Linked DNA regions of Homo sapiens: all the other regions are linked to region 6. Evidence: chromatin contacts called from ENCODE Hi-C or POLR2A ChIA-PET data. All regions are on one chromosome and are shown on one strand. The core of a region is the stretch at or near the end of the contact, and the rest is flanking DNA. Distances in the headings are between cores, read along the strand shown. Region 1 overlaps WWC3 (WWC family member 3). Region 2 overlaps LOC105373133 (a long non-coding RNA gene). Region 3 holds the start of TCEANC (transcription elongation factor A N-terminal and central domain containing). Region 4 has its middle 26 kb from the start of TMSB4X. Region 5 has its middle 13 kb from the start of TLR8-AS1. Region 6 holds the start of MSL3 (MSL complex subunit 3).

Region 1 (3,501 bases), core at 385-2,884, 1.6 Mb before region 6:
TACGGCCTCCCGCAGTACGAGAAGCCCGACGCTGAGGGCAGCCAGCTTCTACGCTTCGACCTCATTCCCTTCGACTCTCTGGGGCGAGATGCTCCCTTTTCAGAGCCCCCAGGCCCCTCGGGCTTCCACAAGCAGAGGCGGTCCCTGGACACGCCCCAGTCCCTGGCATCGCTGTCCTCCCGCTCCTCGCTGTCCTCGCTGTCGCCCCCAAGCTCGCCCCTGGACACGCCCTTCCTCCCTGCCTCACGGGACTCGCCGCTGGCGCAGCTGGCGGACAGCTGTGAGGGGCCAGGCCTGGGCGCCCTAGACAGACTGCGGGCACACGCCTCGGCTATGGGGGACGAAGACTTACCAGGCATGGCGGCCCTTCAGCCACACGGGGTCCCCGGGGATGGGGAAGGGCCGCACGAGCGAGGACCCCCACCAGCCAGCGCTCCCGTGGGTGGAAGTAAGTGCGGATGTGGCCTCCTGCGGGGCGAGGGTTACCTGCAGGGCGGAAACTGTGGGGTCCAGAGTGAGGATGGCTGGCTTTCCAGGTCCATGGTGAGCTTTACGTTTAGGAATATTGATGTGATCGGGAAGAGCACACACCTGCTCTTTCTGATCTGTGTTGGGGAAAGATCATTGAAATTGACAAAGTTGTCTTTCCTAGGTATTTGGCTTGTTTTCAAAAAATACTTAATTGTTGAAAACTAGGGTAAGAACTACACAGGCTTCCACATTCAGAGGCTGCTGGAGATGGATTAGGGCCTTCATGACCTTTGCAGCGTGCGTGCCGAGATGGAACCGTCAGTGTGTGCCCGCCTGAGACCATTATGCCAACAGGTGTCTGGTTGTAGCTAGTGGAAATCTTGACTTCTTTTGTTGCTTTGACATCTCTTTATCTTTTATAGTTTTCATAGTTTCCAAGAACATAGGTCTATCAAATGTGGAAGTGAAAATAATTGTGTAATTTCAAAAGACATGCCTGTAAGTATCGGTCATTTCTACTGATTTGGTTTCTCTGGTGATTCTTCAAATGGAAAAACACGGAGCTCCGTGGAGCCTCATCCATTCAGTTGGTGTTGGTTCAGCTCCTCCTCGGAGCTGGGGTCTTTCAGCTTGTAGCCTGCTTGGAAGACCAAACTGCTATTGAAGGGAATATTGACCCCATGTGCTTTTCTCAGCCACCCATGGCAACTTTATCTTCCTTTGGTTTTAAAGAGGATCAAGAACAAGGTCTCCCGTTCCTGAAGTTCAGCCCATTTAATTGACTTTTATTTGCACGGCAAAAATGTTTTAAATGTTCCATTTAGGCAAACACTAGATAATTTGTGCAGCATAGTGGATCTCAGCCAGGGGTGTTTTTGCGTCCTGCCCCTGGGGAACACTTGGCAATGTCTGGAAACATTTTTGGTTGTCACAACTAGGGGATGGGAGATGCTCCTGGCATGCACAGGGCAGCACCCCCTCCCCCTCGAGAATGGTCCAGCCCCAAATGTCAAGAGGGCTGAGGCTGAGAAACCCTAGTCACGTACTATGGAGTATTTATGCGGCAAGGGGTAGAAATAAAACTAGAGAGCAGAACCAGTGTGGTGTAGTGGAAACAGCTTCAAACTAGCAGCTGGGAGACCAGGCTTTTGTTCCCTGCCCTGTCCACTTCTAGCTGTGTGACCTTGAACACATACCTGGACTGAGTCTCACCTTTTCCACCCTTGAATGCAGTGATCTTTGTGACCCCTTCCATTTGCCACCATTCTGTTACCCAAGAGATAGATGGATTGGTAGATCAATAGATAGGTTGATCACTCTATAAAATAGTAGTCTGTTGGCACTTACGTGCGTAACCAGAGGCCATCATGTTCTGAGACTGCCCCAGGGCTTTTTGGCATCTCTATTTTGGTGTCTGCCCCTGTGTTTGCAAACACACTTTGGTATCCCCAGATACATTGTTTCTGAAGTCCATATATGCAGGTATCCTTCATTAGCTTTGTTCCTCTTTATAACCACAGGTTGATTGCTCCATGTTTATTCCGTTCAGTCAGAAAAGAAATATCCAATTAGGACTTCTTTCTTAGTCTCCCTCCTCTCTCCCACCACCTTCTCCTTAAGGGATTGAGATTCCAGAATGTCAGTCTAGTTAGGCATAAAATCTGCACAAGGCCCAAGGGCCACTTTGGGTCAGAGGAGAGACAGAGTGGGAGGGAGAAGCGCTGACTTAATTTCACATCCTGGTTTCTTTATTTTTTCCTTTGCTTTCCGTGGCAGATGCTATAATGGTTGAAACTTCTTGGACTGGGAAGTATTTGCTTACGTGTGTAGACACTGCCATCTCGTGGTGGAGCCATATGTCATTCGTGATTATTTCTTGTATTACACTGCCATCTTGTGGCGGATTCGTATATGACATTGGTGATGAATTCTTGTATGGCACTGCCATCTGGTGGCGGATTCTTATATGACACCGCCAATAAATTCCTGAGTGACACTGCCATCTGGTGGTAGATTCTTATATGACATCGGTGGTGGATTCTTGCGTGACACTGCCGCCTAGCGGTAGCTTTTTATGATACTGCCATCTGGTGATGGTTTTATATGTTACATATATTACATTGTTTCAAGGACACATATGTATTATGTTGTTCTAAGGACACGTTTATTTGTATCCTTAGAAACTTGAAATAGTTGACCCTGCTGGGTGTCCCCAGAGGGCCGGGTTGGGTAGCCAGCTTCAGGCATGGACACAGGGGGGGCTCCTCGCCTCCCCTGCCCCATCATGTATCAGCTGTGCTGGGAACACTGCAGTCTAAGTTTGGCCCCCAGCAAGTCTTAGTAAGACAAAATTTTTGTAAGATAAAAATCAAAGTTGTCCAAACTTGCAAACCAGCCTCTGAATGATTTTTTCCTTGTGTTTTCAATCAATCGGAGGAAACAGAAGGCAGGTCAGAGGAGTGGGGCAATACACTGTGATTTTTCATACTATTTACGTTTTTGTTACAGTTTTGTCTTCCCTGGATTTTAAAAGTCAAATGTGTTATGATTATGAAATACTTAGCTATTTTCATCTACCCATTAGTATTTGCTAATCAAAACCTGTAAAAATCTTGACTTTGCTCATATTGATGTTTTTATGATATTGATATTCTGTTTAATGTTGTTGGCTTAAATTCTGCAGTGTTTTCACTTTGTGCTTTTTTTTTTTTTTATCTCCTCATGCGGCTCGACAGAAGTGCTCACTGTAAGTGGCCTTGGGAGTCCCCTTGCTCAGCGTTGTTGCTCAGGCCCCAGGCATACGTTTGTGCTGTGGATGGATGTGTTCAGGATGGCTGGGGTGTGGCCAACGACGGTTATCTTATAGCTGTGCTTCAACACAAGTTGGCAATTGGCCTTATTGTTATCTCATTGTTAATATTCAAGCTGTTTAAGAACTTTCCTAGAAGCTTTCACTGTTCATTCCCTGTATGTGTTTGTTTCTGGAATGTAATGGCGTTCGTTGCTGTCATATGCCACCTGGCAGCTCTG
Region 2 (3,493 bases), core at 80-2,579, 1.3 Mb after region 6:
TCCATAGAGACAGAAAGCAAACTGTGGTTGGCAGGGGCCACGGGGAGGGGATGATGGGGAATGACTGCCAATGGGTATGGGAATATCCCTTTGAGGTGATGAAAATGTTCTAGAACTAAATAGAGGTGTCGGTTGCACAACGCTATGAATACACTAAAAATGCCACTGAATTGTTCACTTTAAAATGGTTAATTTTATGATGTGTGAATTTCACCTCAGTAAAAAATAATAATTAAGTAAGATCTGCAATGGTTCCCTATTTCTCCAAGAGTAGAAGCCAAATCCTTACAGAGGCCTCCTATAGGAGATGGCCCTGTTACCTTCTGGCCTCGTCCTCTCCTCTTCCCACGACTGTCTCACTGAGCACCATGGCCTCCATCAGTTCCTCCTAATGCTAGGCATGCTCCCACTCCCAAACCCCCTTTGCACTGGCTGTCCTGTCTGCCTGGAAGACACTTCTCTCCAGTGCCCACATGACTCTTTTAGTCTTTGCTTACATGTCAGTGTCCAAGGAGGCCTGTCCTCACCACTCTTATTTCCAATCACACCCGTCCCCAAGTATCATTCCCTTTATTCTGCTCTGCTTGACTTATTTCCTTCTAACAAACTATGTCTTTTTACTTATTTATTCTGTTTATTCTCTTTCTCCTTCTCCTTCCTCTAACCATTGGAATGTAGCTCCACCACCAAAAAAAGAATTTTAATATGTTTCTGTATTCTAGGCTTAATTTGTATTGATTTTTTAAAAATGTCTACAAAATCAAATAACAAAGAATTACACATTCAAACAGATTCAATTAAGTGGATTCTGAAAGAAATATCTGTAGAAAATGAAGTCTCAAATCTCATAGTAAAGCATCTTCATAGCTTTTTATTCTCTGCTAATGTTTATATTTCATGGAGGCATAAAATCATTCAGGCTGAAGTTAAAACATCTTTCTTTTATCACAAGTAGCTTGAGTTTTGAACCCGGAGGAGGCACTCTGGGTTGAAAGTTATTCATTATAGAAAATGGTTGAACTATAAAATGTCTTCTACTGGGAGAAGGTCGGCTTATTTGGGTTGCTACAGCTTTATTGAGGGTGGGGCAGGGAAGAATATAAAAATTTCTTTCTGCTGTTGCATTTGTTTATCAAATTTGTGCAAGGCCTTGTTGATCATGGGAAGCATAAAGAACACAGATACTATATTCACGTTTAAAGTAAGACAACGGAATCTATCACAAGGGTAGTGAAAGTCTAAAAAAAAAAGGGGGAACAGAGAGAAAAGAAAGGGCAAGTATTTAGAAATAGATAGCAGCCTGAAATATTTTTGTACACGCACAGGAAGTTGCTTTCAGAAAGCCAGGCCACAAGACTCTTGCACACAAACCTTGCACAAGGAGCTCTAGGATTAGAAAATAGCATCATGAGCTGAAAGTGATTACATTTTGCAGATGGGTGTCTCTATTAATTTGGATCTATACTGTGGCTAGAGATCCTGCTGTCTGACGCAAAAGCAAAGGATGTAAAAGCCAAAAAAAAAAAAAAAAATGCTGTAACCCTTCTCTTAATATTGGCATTAAAGCTGAAAATATGCCTCTGTTTATCCAAAGCATAAGGAAGTTGTATATCATAGTAGCAGAATGTATCAGGTATCTAAGATTGAGTGCAGAATTCCGATAAGAGAGCTCTTGAGCACAGAGTTTCAGCTTTGGGCAAGGAAGAATTTCCCTGTGTCATTTTGTTTAGGGAAATGTTTCCCGAATAATACACATTTCATTTTTCTGGCATGGACTTGGACTCATGTGGATTCCATTTGAGGAAAGAAAAGCTCAAGAAGCAGAGGGGTGGTGGGATTTTTTTGTGACTGCTGCAATTTCAGAGAATGCAAAACTAGTGTGACCCACTAATGGTGACTGTTGTGCTGTAGAATGTTCTGTTCATAGCCACAGGGGAAACCACTGCGATTCTGAGGCAGAACTGGCTAGTTCAGGAGCCAGCAAAGACACTAGAGTTAAAACCCACGTGCCTACCTTTGTCTTGTAACAAATAGCAAAATTTTGCCTGATGTTGGAAGAAATATTCCTTTTCTTAATCTGGTGTAAAGCAAGTACATGTGAATGTTTCCCTTGATTAACTTAAGCTCCCTCAAATGACAGGTGCATTTGTGTTTTTGCGAAGAGTTGGAAGGTGGATTGGTGGTGAGGTGAGACAGGCATCATCATCGTTTAGGATTTTTCACGTGTCCTTGGGGCATAAACCAAGCTAAAGATATCCAAAAAAGCCAATTCCTCTTAGAGCTCTCACAGTGTAGCGTGAAACCTGCCTAGGAGACTCCAGTGGTTCTGAATCGGAAGGCAAATTGGCAGGGGGTACATTTTTGGTTATCAGGATTGGAGGCGGGAAAGGGGCAGTGAAAAGGCTGCTCTTGTCATGGAGTGGGTAGATGCCAGGGCGGCTGCTAACCATGCCACCATGCACAGGACAACTCCCCTAATACAGAATTGTCCAACCAAAAGTGTCACTAGTGCCGAGGCTGAGAAATCCTCATCCTAACACATGCCCTAAACAATAAATCCATTTTAAACATTCCCCAGTTGGTGAAATTAACCAGAACGATAGTCTGATAAAACAAAAAACAAGTAACCCAGTAAGTAATATTTCCTCCTTCCTCTTTCCCATTTCACAGAAAATCGTTGAATAAATGCAAGCAGGATATTTTTAAGAGAACAATTCTGTAAGCAATCTCCTTAAATATGTTTCACTTCAATTTCTGCCATTATCTAGAGGCTATATGCCCAGTACAATTATTGAAATCACTGTAACAGTAAAAATTTATAGCCGTATTAGTGTATTTTGGCTAAGTTGAAATGGCAGATGAGGGTAAAACACAAAAATCCTTTAAAAAAAGATAGCTTATTTGATTGCTGCACCAGTTTAAGAAAAAAGGCTAGAATTTATGTTAAAACTGTCTTTAGGGCCCAGCATGGTGGCTCATGCCTGTAATCCCAGCACTTTGGGAGGCCAAGACGGGTAGATTACTTGAGGTCAGGAGTTCCAGACCAGCCTGGACAACATGGTGAAACCCAGTCTCTACTAAAAATACAAAAAAAATTAGCCAGGCATGGTTGGGGAAAACCTGTAGTCCCAGCTACTTGGGAGGCTGAGGTGGGAGAATCGCTTGAATCCCAGAGGTGGAGGTTGCAGTGGGCCGAGATCATGCCATTGCTCTCCAGCCCAGACAACAGAGTGAGACTGATATGGTTCTGATGAGTGGAGGAACACCAGGGTTCTTGGTCCTCATGCCGGTTTAGATAAAACAACATGGACACACATGGAGTGGTTTTAAGGAGCGGAGAATTTAATAGGCAAGAAAGAAGGGAGAAGAAAGAAGGAAGAAGTTCCTCTGTACAGAGACAGAGGGAGGGGGTCTCCAAATCCAAGAGAGGAGGCCCCATGTGCTGAGGATACCAGCCAGTTTTATGAGGAGGCTGGAGGAGGCAGTGTCTGAT
Region 3 (3,716 bases), core at 285-2,784, 1.9 Mb after region 6:
TGACATCTGATCACCCTGGCCCGTCTTCAGCAAGAATCTTGTCAGGTTGGTTTAGACAGAATCCCCCTTACCCCTGATGTTTCCTCTTAATAATTTTCCATCCACTGACCCCCCTACCTTGCTCCTTGGCTATAAATTCTCACTTTTCCATGCTACAATTGAAGTTGAGCCCAATCTCTCTTCCCCACTGCAAGACCCTGTTGCAGTGGTACCTATGTCTATCTCAATGGTCCTGAATAAAGTCTTCCTTACCATGCTTTAACAAGTGACAAGTGTCATTAAATAATTTTTTTTTTTTGAGACCAAGTCTTGCTCTGTCGCTAGGCTGGAGTGCAATGGCTCGATCTCAGCTCACTGCAACCTCCGCCTCCCGGGTTCAAGCGATTCTCCTGCCTCAGCCTCCCAAGTAGCTGGGATTACAAGCACGTGCCACCACGCCTGGCTAATTTTTTGTATTTTTAGTAGAGACGGGGTTTCACCGTGTTAGCCAGGATGGTCTCGATCTCCTGACCTCATGATCCGCCTGCCTCGACCTCCCAAAGTGCTGGGATTACAGGCATGAGCCACCACGCCCAGCCAAATAATTTTTTCTTTAAAAAGGTATTATATAATCCTTAAACATTTTAGCCCTATAATAGACAGCAAGAAAAAAGTAACCCCTGACAGCTCTGAGCTGCCCCGGCAGTCACAGCTGGGCCTTGGTGCTGCGTGGAACATAAATACTTCACAGAACACCATCAGACGTGGCCACTCTTTGACCAGATGGATCAAGACAAAAACAAGACTCCTTCGTAATCACGTGGGAATGCTGAAAAAACGTAAACATTGTCCAAACCACAAAAATGACCAAACATCCCCTATCCCAGTTAATGAGTCACTGGTCTTGTCTCCCCTCCTTTTAGGTAAGATTTATTATGATACTTAATCATACAATCGCCCTCCTTCCTGCCAGCACCCAGTCCAGAGTATTGGATTGGATACTCTGTTTCCCTGAACCTTTCCCCAAATTACCTTGGGGTAAGGCATCAGCAAAGGAGGCTGTCACATTCGTTCAACCATCACTGTGCTTTTACTGGCCCTTTGCAGGCAAAGAATGAGAATATGCACAGATGAGAAGTCCAGGATGCACAAGACCACTCAATTAACATTTACTACTTTCATATCAACTGATGCATGCTAGGATGCTAAAAACACTTTTTGAATTAATTACTGCGTTAAATAGATTCACATTTATGTCTACAGTTATGTGAACATCTAGCTGAGCACTGTCTTGACTGTCCTGAGTAGAAGCAGAAAAGATAAGTTGTAAAGTACATCAACAAACTTTGCTGCTAAAAAACGAAAGTGCAGTTTCTTTCTCTCGGGCCCGGGGCGGGGCCATGGCTCCTCCTCTAGGAAGCCGCGCGAGCGCAGTCCCACGGCAGCCATTTCCCTAGCGCGCATGCACTGGGTCCCAGGACCACGTGCGCCGGCCTGTGGGCTTGGATTGGCTGAGCCTTGACGTTGTCCCAGTCCCGGTGATCGGAAGTTCTCCGTGGGCACTGGGCGGCTGAAGGCTCCGGAACTGCGCCTGCGCTTTTCGGTGAGTCATGCTTCAGGTTTGCCAGGGCCTGTGTCCCGCAAAAAGGCGAGCCCTTATTCCCAGCGGAAGCCCACCCCGGCTCGCGGCAGCTTTCCGGTGCGCCCTGGGCGGCGTAGATCCGAAGGTGCTCGCACCCCCGCCCCTTCCTCTCCGACTGTCGAGGTCGCCAGAGTGGGCTGAACCCTCGGGACTGTCGCTGTTTGTGTGCTGGGTGCCGGGCCGTCATCCCAAGATGATTAGCGGCAGGCTTTGCATGTTGCTCGACCCCACCCACCGGAACTCGAACCCGGGCTAGACCGGGCAGTTGGGCTGGTCCCTTCCTCTCGCTGCACCTTTACTAGGGGTCACCATTAAGGGAAATGGTCCTAGTGCAGTGCTGAGTGGCTGTTCAGTAACCGCTACACCGCTGCCAACATTTGGCATCGTTTCTCTCCATAGAGGGCGGGGCTCCCTGTGAAGCTGGGGAGCTGTTAAGTGGGTTAGGGCTAGAAAGTTACAGTTTCTCTTTAGGCTTTAAAGAGATCTAAAGATCTGAACAGATCTAGGTTATTTTTGACTTGTTACAAACTTCTGGAAACATTGTTTCCAGACCTTTCCTCTCGTTCTTCTCAGGGTTTAGGCCATTTTTGTGCAGATGTGTGCACCTTGCTTACTATAATATTAGCTAATCTTTATAAGTTTTTATATGGATCCAATACCATATTTCGTGCCTACTTTTCCTGGCACTGTATACACTTTTTGGTATAGGTATGCACCTAAGCAAGCATTATCCATATTAGCATCAGTTCTAGAACCGTGGCGTCCCAATAATGATAGCCATTAGTTACATAAGGCTTGATCACTTGAAATGTGGCTAGTCCGAATTGAGATGTGCTGTAAGTGTAAGACACAGTGAATTTTCGAGAATTAGCATGAAAAAGAATGTAAAATATCTCAATTTGTTTATATTAATCACATGTTGAAATGACTATTCTGGATACACTGGGTTAAATAAAATGTATAATTAATTTCACCAATTTTTATTTTTTAACATGACTACTGGAAAATTTTAAATCATATTTGTGGTTTACATGTTATATATATGTTGCACAGCCCTGCTCTAGAAAAGGGTCAACAAACTATGGCCTGCAGCCAAATCCAGCCTGCCTGTTTTTGTAAACAAGTGTTACCAGAGCAAGATCATGCCTATCCATTTATGTTATTTTCTGTATCTGCTGTTGCTGCTACAATAGCAGCAGAGTTGAGTAGTCCATAGAGATTGTATGGCCTACAAAGCCTAGAATATATACCTTCTGATCTTTAACAGAAAAAGTGTGCTGACCCCCTGCTGTAGAACAATGCCTGGTTTGGTAGATATTTTTAAGCCTTTTAATTGTAGATTCACATCCTATTATTCACACTTACTGTGTGACAGCCATAGTTCAAAGCACTTTATCAAGACTTTCATTTAATTCTCATTAATCCTAGGATGTTGGATTTCTCCCATTTTGTAGATGAGGAAATTGAGGCACAGAATGGTCAAGAAACTTATCCAACTTGCTCAGCACCCCTCACTTCTGGGAACTGGACCTGCTTGACCTTCCTTATGCAAATGTTTTGACCCCTCAAACCCACTTCATTAGCCCACAGTGGGCACCATGGTTTTTTTGTTTGTTTGTTTGTTTGTTTTGTTTTTTTTAACAAGATTTATTTGAACTAGAATTTTTGAATGATTTTTTTGAACTAGAATCGAGATGGGCTTGGTCTCCTACGAAAGAAGCCAAGGGGCACTGGGCTTAGGTGCAATGAGTACAAGCAAGCTGGTGTGTAGTGAAAAGAAATGAAGCTCCCAAGCAGAGAAGAGAGAGAGCATCCTGGATGCTCATTACTCATTTAACAACAACAAAAATGTGTTAAGTAATAGTAAGCACTGACTGGGTGTTTGCTAGGTGTGTATAGGTGAATAAAACATGTGGATCTTCTCTTATGGTCTTGTGGGGAAGGCAGTAAAAACGTTTTTTAAATGTGATTAACACCATGAAAAAAACTTGCAAATTATTTACTGTTTTTAGCAGGTTTCCTCACCTGTAAGATGAAAATAAGCCATTATCTGTATTGCAGGAGTATTGTGAGGATTGAGATGACTGGAGTGTGT
Region 4 (3,819 bases), core at 284-2,783, 1.2 Mb after region 6:
TGGAGAGGGTGGGATAGGTGCATCATGAACCAACTTAATTCATTCAACACTCATTTATGAAGCATCTATTGTGTGTAGGATACTGTGAATGTCACACAAACGAAACACAGGAGCCCTCTGGCTTTATTTGCAATCCTATCCCAGAGACTATAAAGCTTGGAAGAAGCATCATTCAAAGCCATATTGACATCCATCCACATCACTCAGCTTCTGGAAAAGTGGGTCAAAAATATTCAATGAGTTACCCAATTCTCGAAGAGAACAAGAGTGAGATAGAATTCGTTGGTAATTCAATAGATTTCGTTAACTCAATTTCCAGTTTACCAACAGCCAAACCAAAGGCTTCTAAAAGGAGTAAGTCAGCTCTCTGACCTACTCTGATCATTTCTGTGTCTTTTGGAGGAAAAAACAACCAGCCCAACTGCTCTTAGTAAGGAAAACTGCAACCCGCCAGTCAGATGCAGATTTCACCTCTGAACCGAGTGTTTGGTTTCACCTACACACTTCCTGCCGGGTGCTTTGCTCATTCAACGTTCAACAGCTGTATCTTTCCCAATTCGATTCATCTCACTTTCTTTTTGGTCATCAGTGGCAAAACAGTATAAAATACCTTTATTACTATCTGACGCTCAGCGTTATACCCAAGATTTATCTTTTTAAAAGCCAAGAGACCATTGCATTTATCAAAAGGAGAGTAGTGGGTGCCACTGGGGGCTCATATTGCCAGTGGATATTGTGAATTACATTAAGAAGATCTGAGAACAAATGTCTTCTGATATCACCTTCTCATATTTGATTACCACTATTTCATGAGTGCCTTTTATTTTCCTTCTAAACATTTGTGGCATTGTTTTTTTTTTTAAGCAACAGCCAACCTAATATATATTATTTGTGCCACGTGTGGTATTATTGCTAAGACACTCTATGCGGGTTCTGGTGCAATTTTAGTCTTATATTTCTGAGTTGTTAGAGCCATTTAAGTAGCTTGCCTATGGGGGAATCCTTAAAACAGCTCTGAATACCTTAGAGAGGTACATTTTAAGTAAGGCTGCATCATCATTTTGGCTATGAGAGTTCCTGGGATGTGGGGGAAAGGATGTTAAATCAGAACCCTCACATTATTTAAATGTTTTCATGAAGGATATAATCAAGTGTGCCTCTTGATTCTATTTGAAGATGTGCCAAGCGGCAGGGGCCCTCTTGACAAAAGCGGCCAGGAAGTGACTTTTTACTCCCCAGCGACAGCATTTTCAAATTGCTCTTTTCTGCTCAATAAAGGCTAAAAAGGAAGTGAAACCTTTTGTCATATTCTGCACCACTGATTTTTTCCAGACGAGCAGAAATGCCTGCCTGTATATCCTTCTAAGGACTGGCTAAGAAAGGGTGGAAAATAACAGGCAAGAAATGTATCTGTTTGAGTGTCTGTTCTTTGGTTTGGCTATGAAGTAAAACCCAAAAACGACATTGAATTTGGCATTGGAAACTGCAGTGCCATTGTTGCTTTGGGACTGGCTTAACAAGCCCACAATATTCTAGAAGCATGTGCCCGTCCCAGGAGCCGACTCAGCCATTTCTCAAACATGAAGAGGACTGGGCCGTGCAGTCCTGTTTCCTCTTCCTGATCTTTGTAGTAGTTACAAGCTGAACAGAAACATGCAAATAAAAATCGAGAACCCTAAAGAGTAAGAAAATCATTTCCAGAAAGACTGATAATAAATTTCAAGCCATCAGCTCAAATATCACTGATTTAAGTGCATTTGTTCCAGCTCTTTTATAGAATGTGAGGTTAAATACACAAACTTGATATTAGAGTTGTCCCTGTACTAATTCCCGCATGCGATTCTTTTAAAAAGAAAAATAAAATAGAATGATTTTTAAAAATCTCATCTAGAATGAGAAAACATAAAGTGCTTTTGGCTTTCCTTTCCCTGATTTTGAAGGGCTTTTTTTTCCGCTTTTCCTTTACTTCCCTACCTTAAAGATGTTTAAATTTAAGCCAGGTGTGAGCTCTGAGAGAGATCGAAGCTGCATTTTATTTACCTTTGTAGCTCAGACAACCAGAAATGGTAGCGTTAGTATTTGTGGAATGAGTCTTCACCTGACTTATCCTGAAGGGATGCATCTTCTACTTAGGATAATGTTAGATTTGAATTTTACAAGATCCTGAGTCAGTAGTCTGTCATCCAGGCTGCAGTGCAGTGGCACAATCATGGCTCACTGCAGCCTGGACCTCCCAGGCTCAAGTGATCCTCCTACCTCAGCCTCCCAAGTAGCTGGGACTATACGTGTGCACCACCATGCTCGGCTAATTTTTACATTTTTTGTAGAGAACAGGTCTCACTACGTTGCTCAGACTGATCTGGAACCCCTGGCTTCAAGTGACCCTCTCACCTCAGCCTCCCAAAGCGCTGGGATTACAGGTATGAGCCACTGCACCCCACCATTATCATTATTTTAGAGTGTACTCCTACATATAGATATAAAGTTAAGTGTAAAACAGCCTCACGCAGGTCCTTCAGGAGGTATCCAGAAGAAGGCATTGTTATCATAGGAGATGACAGCTCCATGCCTGTTACTTCCCCTGAGGACCTTCCAGTGGGACAAGCTGTGGAGGTGGAAGACAGTGAGATTGACAATCCTGAGCCTGTGTAGGCCTAGGCTAATGTCTGTGTTTGTGTAAAAACACACACAAAAATAAAATAAAAAGTTTGAAAATAGAAAAAAGTTTACAGAATAAGGATATAAAGAAAGAAAACATTTCTGTACAGCTGTACAATGTATATTTTAAGCTGTTATTACAAAAGAGTCAAAAAGCTAAAAAAATTCGAAGGTGTATAAAGTAAAAACGTTACAGTAAGCTAAGGTTAATTTATTATTGAAGAAAGAAAAATATTTTAAACATAAATTTAATGTAGCCTAAGTGTACAGTGTTTATAAAGTCTACTGTAGTATACAGTCATGCCCTGTGCCTTCACATTCACTCACCACTCACTGACTCACCCAGAGCAACTTCCAGTTTTGCAAGCTCCATTTGTGGTAAGTGCCCTATACAGGTGAACCATTTTTTATCTTTTATACCATATATTTACTATACTTTTTCTATGTTTAGATATACAAATACTCACCATTGTATTACAGTTGCCTACAGTATTCAGTACAGGAACATGCTATACAGGTTTGTAGACTAGGAGCAATAGGTTATACCATCTAGACTAGGTGTGCAGGAGGCTACACCAACTAGGTGTGTGTAAGTACCTCTATGATCGAACAATGATGAAATCACCAAACGATGCATTGCTCAGAACATAGCCCCATTGTTAAGTGATGTGTGACTATAATTACACTACTGGGATTACATTTGGGAGAAGTAAGGTCTTCCTTTCTCTTTTTATGAGTTGGAAGATGTATTGAGAAAATCTGCCTTCAGCTGCTATAGTGGTGAGGTGGTGGTAGTTCTCTCTTGCTTCCTGTTAATCATTTACATTTATATGGCCTATTACAACAAAACATTTCAAAGAACCTCATAAACGTGAGGATTGATTCAATTAAACTGTACTTCTGGTCTCTGGGATGAATATGACAATGTTTTGTTCATCTCAGAACTGGAAAATTAAGGCCCAGAAGTTGTAAAGATATTTCTCATTCCAAATTCTGCATATATATATATTATATGAATAAATAATTCAAGAGAGTGAGGAAAAATCATATTTTTTTCTCCTTTGAGCTGGAAACAAAAACCCTTTGTACAGATTTTGATGATTCTTACTTCCTCCAAACCTTAGCTTTATTCATATGTTCTGCAAACTAAACCACCATTAT
Region 5 (3,573 bases), core at 331-2,830, 1.2 Mb after region 6:
CTCTTGGGAATTCTTGCAGAATGAGAACGTGAGGGGTATGGAGGGTGGGAGTACTGGCACTTTCTGCATCCCCAGGAGCTGGCTCCACATTGCTCCTGGCTCTGCATCCTGCTTTTGGGTGGCCACGGGGAGAAGACAGGGCTGAAGCCAGCCTCCACAGCGGAGGGTCCTCTAGCAAGGCCCAGCAGGGCCTCAGGGAGTTCAGAGGGAGGCTTGCTTTTGCTTGCTTGTCTCAACACAGGCCCACCTTGACTAAACACAGGCTTCTTGCTGGGCGGGCCAGCTCTGAGCCTTGCAGGCCACTTTATCACGTTGGTGGCTCCCATCTGTTCTTAGAGTCCACATTTCCACTGGGTTGAGCTCTCAGCCACCTCTGCCTAGGCTGCTCTCTTCTGAAACTTTCTTCTTCCTCTGCCTCCCCTACTTCCCCTCACCCCTTCCTCACCCCTCCCATTCTCTCTCCCCTAGGGCAGAGGACCCAGCTGGAGCAGGGCTGACAGGAGCCCCTGAGAGGAGAACTTAGAGGCCTGAGACCCGTTGAGGGTGTGTGTGTGTGTGTGTGTGTGTGTGTGTGTCTATGTTTGGGAGAATTTGGATAAAGAGACAGGCTGGTAGCGGTGGCTCCCACCTGTAATCCCAGCACTTTGGGAAGCCGAGGTGGGCTGATCACTTGAGGTCAGGAGTTCAAAATCAACCATGCCAAATGGTGAAACCCCGTCTCTACTAAAAATACAAAAATTAGCTGGGCGTGGTGGCACGCACCTGTAATCCCAGCTACTTGGGAGGCTGAGGCACGAGAATCACTTGAACCCGGGAGGCAGTAGCTGCAGCGAGCCGAGATCATGCCACTGTACTCCAGCCTGGGCAACAGAGCGAGACTCCGTCTCAAAAATAAAAAATAAAAAATAAAAAAAAAACAGAGACAGCCAAAGTAGCAATGTGCCTGTGAGAGGGCCTAAGTTTTCCCCCTCAGGGTAGTCTTGTCAGATGAAATACAGGATGCCCAGTTAAATTGGAATTTCACAGAAATAAAATAATTTCTATGGTCTCAAATATTGCATGGGACATATTCATACTAAAAAGCTATTTGTTATTTACCTGAAATTCCCATTTAAATTTGAGGGCGTCTTCCATTTTTATTGGCTAAATCTGGCCACCCTCCCTCAGGGTGTGACGGCAGGAAGCGGGAGAGAACACAGATGTCCCCTGTTATCTCCCTGGGCCCTGCGTGGCCCTCTCAGGGAACCACAAGCCAGGGCCAAGCCCATCCAATCCTCCTGCACCAGGAGCAGCAGAAGCCATGCCGCTAATGGCAGTCACCTCGGTGGAAGTAGAGCGGGCCTGTGGCGGCGTGAGGCTTTTCTGCTCTGCTTCTGTGGAAGTGATTATCCAATAACTAGTAGGAATCGGGCAGTTGGCAGACGCCTCCCATGCTATAAAGCCACACAAGGCAGGCAAGTGTGGGCACAGATGAGAGGCTGAGAGCGGAGGTAGGATGTCACCCCTGCCCTCGCCAGCCTCATCTGTTTTCCCAGGCGTCCCCCAACCACTACCCACGTGGATTCTCCCTCGAAGAGCCCCCTTTCAGGGCCCCATTGGCACTTCACTCTTGAGGGAGGCCTAGGAGAAGCTAGTGGAAAGTTACTTCCACATAAACGGTCAGACAGACGGATGATGAAACCACAGGAAACCACAGCTCCTCCCCTGCCGGGGCACCAGGCCAGAAGCCGACCTGCTAGGCTTGGGGACCCCTTCTGGTCTTGCTAGGGGCTCAGAGACCCTGGGGAAGTCCCTTACTGTGTGTCTCATGTCTTCACTTATGGATGGGATGCCAGCTGCCCTCTCATGCCCTCACAGGGCTGTTGGGAGGCAAGGGTGAGCTAGCAGATGCAAAATAATGGCAAAATTAAGAAACCAAGTACCTGTACAAATGTACACCTTTATAGTGGTTCAATTTGGCCACACGTGCTTCTACTTAGAGAAACACCATACATGAATATTCAGGCACATATACATATCACTATATGATCCTACGAGCAACTTCCCTACCTCACTGAAAATATGATTCACTTCACCAAAATGTAATGCTATGGTCACATTCTACAAGGAAAACATCCAAAGCACAGCCACTGTAAGTGAGGATAGTTCTCAACTGGGCCTATGGTGGGCTGGCTGACTACACTTGCAGTCTAGAACGGGGCCTACTGCAGACTGGTCTGCAGTTAGTTTGATCTAGGGTTATGACAGCAGTTGACTTGAAAATAACTTTCCTCCTGCCCCTTTAAGAACACGGGTTCCTTCCCTTGCAGATAAGCAGGAAGTCCCCCTCCCTCTGTCTTGGTGCTTGGTGGTGTGTTTCACTTCCTTTCAAAGGTGTTTTCTTACTAAAGAAACCCTAAGCCCAGGGTCACATTCTGTTTCTTTCACAGGCATACTCAACTGCGTGTTGTTGATTCTGTGACAAGTTTCTTGAGCAAGAAAATACACAGAAAAAATGTTAAATGTATAAAATATGAAAGTAAAACATCAATAATGTTTTAAATATTTAAAATATAAAAGTAATGCATGCTTCTGGTAAAAATGTAAATGGTAGAGGTTTCTCTATTTCCTTTCCCCAGAGGTAAGCTCTTAAAATTCCCTTCCGGAAATGGTCTCTCTACACCTCACTTTTTTATTGCACAGAAGGGATCAGACACTATTTATGAGGCTCTTTATTTTCCACTTAAGAGTATTCTGGCTGGGCGCGGTGGCTCACACCTGTAATCCTAGCACTTTGGGAGGCCGAGGTGGGTGGATCACGAAGTCAGGAGTTGGAGACCAGCCTGGCCAACATGGTGAAACCCCATTTCTACTAAAAATACAAAAAGTAGCTGGTGTGGTGGTGGGTGCCTCTAATCCCAGCTACTCGGGAGGCTGAGGCAGGAGAATTGTTTGAACCCAGGAGGCAGAGGTTGCAGTGAGCCAAGATCGCGCCACTGCACTCCAGCCTGGGTGACAGAGCGAGACTCTGTCTCGGGGGAAAAAAAAAAAGAGTATTCTTTGGACATCCTTCCACAGCATATCATGAATAAATCTGCCTCAATCTTTTTTTAACAGCTGCATAGTTTTCCATTGTTTGGGTACTCTATCATGTATTTAATTAATCTCCCAATTAATATACACTTAGGTTGATTGTAGCTTTTACTCTTATCTACAATGCTATGGGGGAAAGATCTAGATGTTTGTGCATGTGTATGTATATGTATATGTAAGTGTGTTAGTATGGCTATAGAATGAGAGTCCTGTCACTGGACTTAAACTGGAAATGCTGGGTTCAACTGGAAATGCTGTTTTAATTGTGACAGCCACCGGTGCCTCTGAAAAGTCCCTACGAATTGACCCTTCCAACAACAGCATATAAGAGCTTTCACTTTTCTTTCCCTGCATTCTGGCCAACTGGAGCCACTACTCAACCTTTTCATTTTTGTCAGTCTGAAATGAGCAGAGAGGTCCTCATTGTTTGATTTGCATTTGAAAGCCTACCATACACGGGCATCTTCTCATGTTGTTCTTAGCTCAGTGAGGAGGGCCTTA
Region 6 (3,544 bases), core at 1,045-3,544:
CGGAGAAACAGATAAGAAATGCCTAATGTCAAGAGCAAATATTTACCCAGCCCTTATATGTCAGGCACTACACAAAGCCATGTACACTGAATTGACTCATTGACTCCTAAAAAACCCTATGAAGTAGGAGCCACTATTTCCTTCATTTTAAACATGAACAAAGTGCATTACAAAGAGACTAACCAGTTGTCCATGGTCACAAGCTAGAAAGTGACAAGCATGGGACTGGGTCCTGGAGAGTGGTTTGCAGAGCTGGCCATGTTCTTAACCTTTACACCCGAGAGGAAAAATGATGTCCTGCATTAAGGGTGGAGCCCTCTCTAGTGGATCCTAATCTGGAGGAGGACTGTAAGGGGTGCTGCCATTGGCAGGCTTTTTAACTTTTAGGTTCCTGAAGGCTTTTGCATTCTTGGACTTTTTAGAGGGACGGGGAAAGAGGAATTCCTCAATGACATAAGAAGGGGTGGAAATGCGGAGAAACAAAGGAAAGCATCTAAAATCCTATCCCTGAAAGGGTAGAGCCTGCAGCAGAACTCTCTCCAATCATGGGCAGGAAAAATAAAAAGGTGAATACTTCAGTTACGGTTTACACAGGACGTGCAATTACATGTGCTTCCAAGCCGCCCCTGCCATTTGTGGGGAACACCACCATCTACTGTTCTCATCTCTGATACACCACAACCTGGAGAGGAATCATGGTTCCAGTTCTAGTTTCTGCACCGTATTACCCCAAAGGCCATTTGACCATCTTCCCCCAACCTTTAACTCCTCTGTATAGCCTTATTCTGGCGGATGCAGCTATTACTCACCCAATTCCTTGGGCCAGAAAACCTGGAAGTCTCTCAAGATTCCTCCTTCCCTCTCCTTCACATCCAATTGGCCACTGAGTTTTGTGGGTTCTATTTCCTAAATCAATCTGTTCATTCATTCCATATTATGTGCCACGAATACGCCGTGATGAATTGGATAAGACCCCTACCCCCAGCTTCAAAGAGCTTACTGTCTTAATGAGGTCATTTTGCAAATGAACAACCCATTCTATAGCACAGTGGTACATGCAAGAAAGGGGTTAAGCAGAGTCCTGGGAGGGAACACCTCAGGGCTTTATGATTCATCTTGGGAAGCCTGAGGGCTTTTCTGTTGGCATGCCCACGCTGAAATGTGAAGGATGTATACCAGGAACCTGGTGAAGGAAGCGTGCAGAGGGGAAGCAAATGCAACTTTCTGGAGGCTAGAACAGAGAAGGGGAAGTTCACCAGGTCCGCAGAGATTAGCCTGGAAGCTGGTCTCCAGCCCGGTCCTAATCCAGTAATTACACTGCCCAACGGCTTTCCAAAACTCAAAAGAAAAAGCCCAGCACTGTCCTTCCTGTCCCTGGAAGTTTGTCCTTCAAGTCTCCCATCACTTGTCATTCGCTCATCAAGTATTTACTTAACATCCACTCTGTGCAGGTACCATATTGATAGCGGCCTCAAGGGTGCTTCTATTTAGGGAATTTTTAGTCTATTGGAGCAGATAGACCGTGGGGGGCATTCCGGGGATGCTGGGGGCTGTCAGGCCACGCTAGAAGCTGACACTGAAGACGTCAGCTACTCTTTAAGGACCCATCTGCCTCGCTGCCCACTGCTCAACCCGTCACTGGGGGCTCCAGGCCTGCCACCGGCTTGTCCTCTGAAGGGATAAGCAAGTGTTCTATTCACAGCCCGGAGTGCCCTTCTGCCCTCGCCCGAGGCCACTGCCCGCCTGGGGCCAGCTCCAGCGCTGCGTTCTCCAAGCGTGGCCACACTCATCGGCGCGCTGCTCTGCCAAGGGGGCTGACGCGGCGCGCACGGCCAGGGAGCTCTTGGGGGCAGACGCCGTCCAGCCTCCCGGCCGCCGGGTGCCTACTCCAGACCGGCTCTCTCTCTCCCTAGGCGCCTCCCACGCCCGGGCCGGAGAGCGGGCGCTCGGGGCGACGGACGACCCTGCGCGCACGTGGGCGCAGCCTGGAGGCCGCGGGGACCCTCTCCCATGGGGGCGACGGGAGACGTCCTGCCGGTAGACCTTGGCCAGGGGGTCGCGCTCCCCGCCCGCACCCCTCCCGGAGCCCCGGCGGGGACGTGCGGGGACGCGCCCGGGCGGGAGCGCGCGCGCCAGGCGCCTCCGAGGTCCCGGCAGCGGCTCGGGGCGGGCGGAGGAGGGGCCGAGGGCGGGGCGGCCGCAGCCTCCGCCATTCCCGGCCCCCCCCGGCCACGGCGCACCGCCTCCCCGCCCCCGCCCGCCCTCCCCCACCGCGCGCGCTCCGCCCGCCCCGGAGCCTCGCCCTCCGCCACGATGAGCAAATGAGCGCGAGCGAGGGCATGAAATTTAAATTCCACTCAGGGGAGAAAGTGCTGTGCTTCGAGCCTGACCCCACCAAGGCGCGAGTGCTGTACGATGCCAAGGTGCCGCCGCGGAGGGACAGGGAGGAGGCGCGGGCTGGGGGACCCGGGACCGGGGGCGGGGGCGGGGGCGGACGGCCGCGCGGAGCTGAGGGACCGGCCGGGCTCCTCGGCCTGCGAGGAGCGGTGCGGCCGGCAGGGGGCGCTCACAGGGCGCTACGCCCGGGAGTCGGGGCGGGGTCTGGGATGCTTCCACTTCCTTCCGTCAGGCCGGGCGGCGCACGCGCGGTTGGGAGCCTCGCCCATGCTTTGTCGCGTTACCGGGGCTACCGTTTGCGCCCCCGACTGCAACGGTGGCCGCTGAGGGAGGAGGCTTCTCGAATACGGTTTCTGTCTTCGCGTTAAATGTCTCCTTCTGTGCGGCCTGGTGCCGGGTGGGCTCCTGTGGGACGCCCTGGCCGTCCGATCCAGGTTCTAATTCATAGTTACACGGCGCTGGCCGCTGACTTGCGACGTTGTGTCCCTGGGACCCTAGTCCAGTTTAGGCCCCATCCCGCCTGTAGGCCGTGAACCCCATCCCGAGGGCAAGGTTGGCCCAGTGTTTTCGTACCCCAGGGCCTTGCAGCATTTACGTTTTCAAACTCTGAAGGATTTACGTGGGTCTGACCATAGTTGATGGGAATCGCGCCCCGGGCCGGTCCACCTAAGTCTCCGGGAGCTGAGCCACATCTTGCAGCTCCTCAGATTTGGGTGGCGGGCAGGAGTTGGCACCAGGTCTCCCAGATCCCCAAGGAAAGCACCCAGGTGCTTTCATTTCAGAGACCTGGGTTCCTAGGGCCACCTGGGCGAAGCCTTAGGCGGCAGGGACAGGGGCAGTCCCAGGTGTGTCTTTGGCGATGTCTGGACAGCTCTGTCCATTAGAGATGCTAAAGGACATCCCTAAAGGGATGAGCATATTCTGCCTTCAGTTCCCTCCCCTGCTGCTCCTGTCTTTTAACCGCGTCTGCTATCCCTCTTTCTCCTCGCCCTCCAGCCTCCTCGGGGCGGAGGGGGGGGGGCACGCCCCATCATTAGTTTTAGTTGTTCCCTCTAGGGACACAACAGGGAGGGATTCCAGAGTCTCCAGCTAGCCATCCTGGCACTGGACATAGGGGAGCCCAGGAGACTACAACTCCCAGAGCTCT

The links. Hi-C counts contacts between places; a loop is a spot of excess contacts on that map. ChIA-PET counts read pairs that join two places held with the same protein, here RNA polymerase II (POLR2A). Pooled maps may share reads with other maps.
Region 1: a map of CD8-positive, alpha-beta T cell shows a loop between it and region 6 (4-fold over the local background). The contact joins the enhancer-like site here to the promoter of MSL3 in region 6. A Hi-C loop is called at or near these places in 2 of 168 maps with a recorded cell type or tissue (CD8-positive, alpha-beta T cell and naive thymus-derived CD4-positive, alpha-beta T cell), 2 of 37 single-sample maps with no recorded cell type and 7 of 50 pooled maps.
Region 2: a map of GM12878 shows a loop between it and region 6 (3-fold over the local background). The contact joins the enhancer-like site here to the promoter of MSL3 in region 6. A Hi-C loop is called at or near these places in 3 of 168 maps with a recorded cell type or tissue (CD8-positive, alpha-beta T cell, GM12878 and naive thymus-derived CD4-positive, alpha-beta T cell), 5 of 37 single-sample maps with no recorded cell type and 14 of 50 pooled maps.
Region 3: a map of CD4-positive, alpha-beta T cell shows a loop between it and region 6 (14-fold over the local background). The contact joins the promoter of TCEANC here to the promoter of MSL3 in region 6. A Hi-C loop is called at or near these places in 5 of 168 maps with a recorded cell type or tissue (CD4-positive, alpha-beta T cell, CD4-positive, alpha-beta memory T cell, CD8-positive, alpha-beta T cell and 1 more) and 10 of 50 pooled maps.
Region 4: a pooled map shows a loop between it and region 6 (3-fold over the local background). The contact joins the enhancer-like site here to the promoter of MSL3 in region 6. A Hi-C loop is called at or near these places in 1 of 37 single-sample maps with no recorded cell type and 2 of 50 pooled maps. POLR2A ChIA-PET finds 5 or more read pairs at or near these places in 1 of 52 experiments (GM12878).
Region 5: a map of CD4-positive, alpha-beta memory T cell shows a loop between it and region 6 (11-fold over the local background). The contact joins the enhancer-like site here to the promoter of MSL3 in region 6. A Hi-C loop is called at or near these places in 1 of 168 maps with a recorded cell type or tissue (CD4-positive, alpha-beta memory T cell), 1 of 37 single-sample maps with no recorded cell type and 12 of 50 pooled maps. POLR2A ChIA-PET finds 5 or more read pairs at or near these places in 1 of 52 experiments (activated naive CD4-positive, alpha-beta T cell).

What each region holds. Positions count from the first base shown.
Region 1 is chrX:10,117,242-10,120,742 of GRCh38, forward strand. It overlaps WWC3 (WWC family member 3), which reads left to right. Exons shown (of 24, transcript NM_015691.5): 12 at 1-448. Among named protein-coding and RNA genes, the nearest start is that of CLCN4, 38 kb to the right of the region's middle. RefSeq lists an enhancer at 2,188-2,482. Within about 2 kb of position 1,635, at least 2 of the 41 ENCODE cell types and tissues checked have a DNase peak (open chromatin) inside an H3K27ac peak, as active enhancers do.
Region 2 is chrX:13,080,547-13,084,039 of GRCh38, forward strand. All of the region lies in intron 2 of LOC105373133 (a long non-coding RNA gene), which reads left to right. Among named protein-coding and RNA genes, the nearest start is that of FAM9C, 38 kb to the left of the region's middle. RefSeq lists an enhancer at 1,229-1,398. Within about 2 kb of position 1,330, at least 7 of the 41 ENCODE cell types and tissues checked have a DNase peak (open chromatin) inside an H3K27ac peak, as active enhancers do; they include CD8-positive, alpha-beta T cell and GM12878, where a contact is called at or near this core.
Region 3 is chrX:13,651,607-13,655,322 of GRCh38, forward strand. TCEANC (transcription elongation factor A N-terminal and central domain containing) reads left to right here and starts at 1,535. Exons shown (of 5, transcript NM_001297563.2): 1 at 1,535-1,582; 2 at 3,683-3,716. LOC107985657 (a long non-coding RNA gene) reads right to left here and starts at 1,833. Exons shown (of 1, transcript NR_171573.1): 1 at 891-1,833. RefSeq lists enhancers at 1,218-1,407, 1,668-1,757 and a silencer at 1,336-1,647.
Region 4 is chrX:12,999,163-13,002,981 of GRCh38, forward strand. No RefSeq gene overlaps it. Among named protein-coding and RNA genes, the nearest start is that of TMSB4X, 26 kb to the left of the region's middle. Within about 2 kb of position 1,534, at least 19 of the 41 ENCODE cell types and tissues checked have a DNase peak (open chromatin) inside an H3K27ac peak, as active enhancers do; they include GM12878, where a contact is called at or near this core.
Region 5 is chrX:12,954,736-12,958,308 of GRCh38, forward strand. No RefSeq gene overlaps it. Among named protein-coding and RNA genes, the nearest start is that of TLR8-AS1, 13 kb to the left of the region's middle. RefSeq lists cis regulatory regions at 1,031-1,894, 2,063-2,529 and enhancers at 1,189-1,268, 1,959-2,188. Within about 2 kb of position 1,581, at least 35 of the 41 ENCODE cell types and tissues checked have a DNase peak (open chromatin) inside an H3K27ac peak, as active enhancers do.
Region 6 is chrX:11,755,943-11,759,486 of GRCh38, forward strand. It overlaps MSL3 (MSL complex subunit 3), which reads left to right and starts at 2,295. Exons shown (of 13, transcript NM_078629.4): 1 at 2,295-2,423. The coding sequence starts at 2,322. It overlaps MSL3-DT (MSL3 divergent transcript), which reads right to left and starts at 2,141. Exons shown (of 2, transcript XR_007068393.1): 1 at 810-2,141. RefSeq lists silencers at 1,835-2,034, 2,055-2,204, 2,215-2,594 and an enhancer at 2,448-2,742.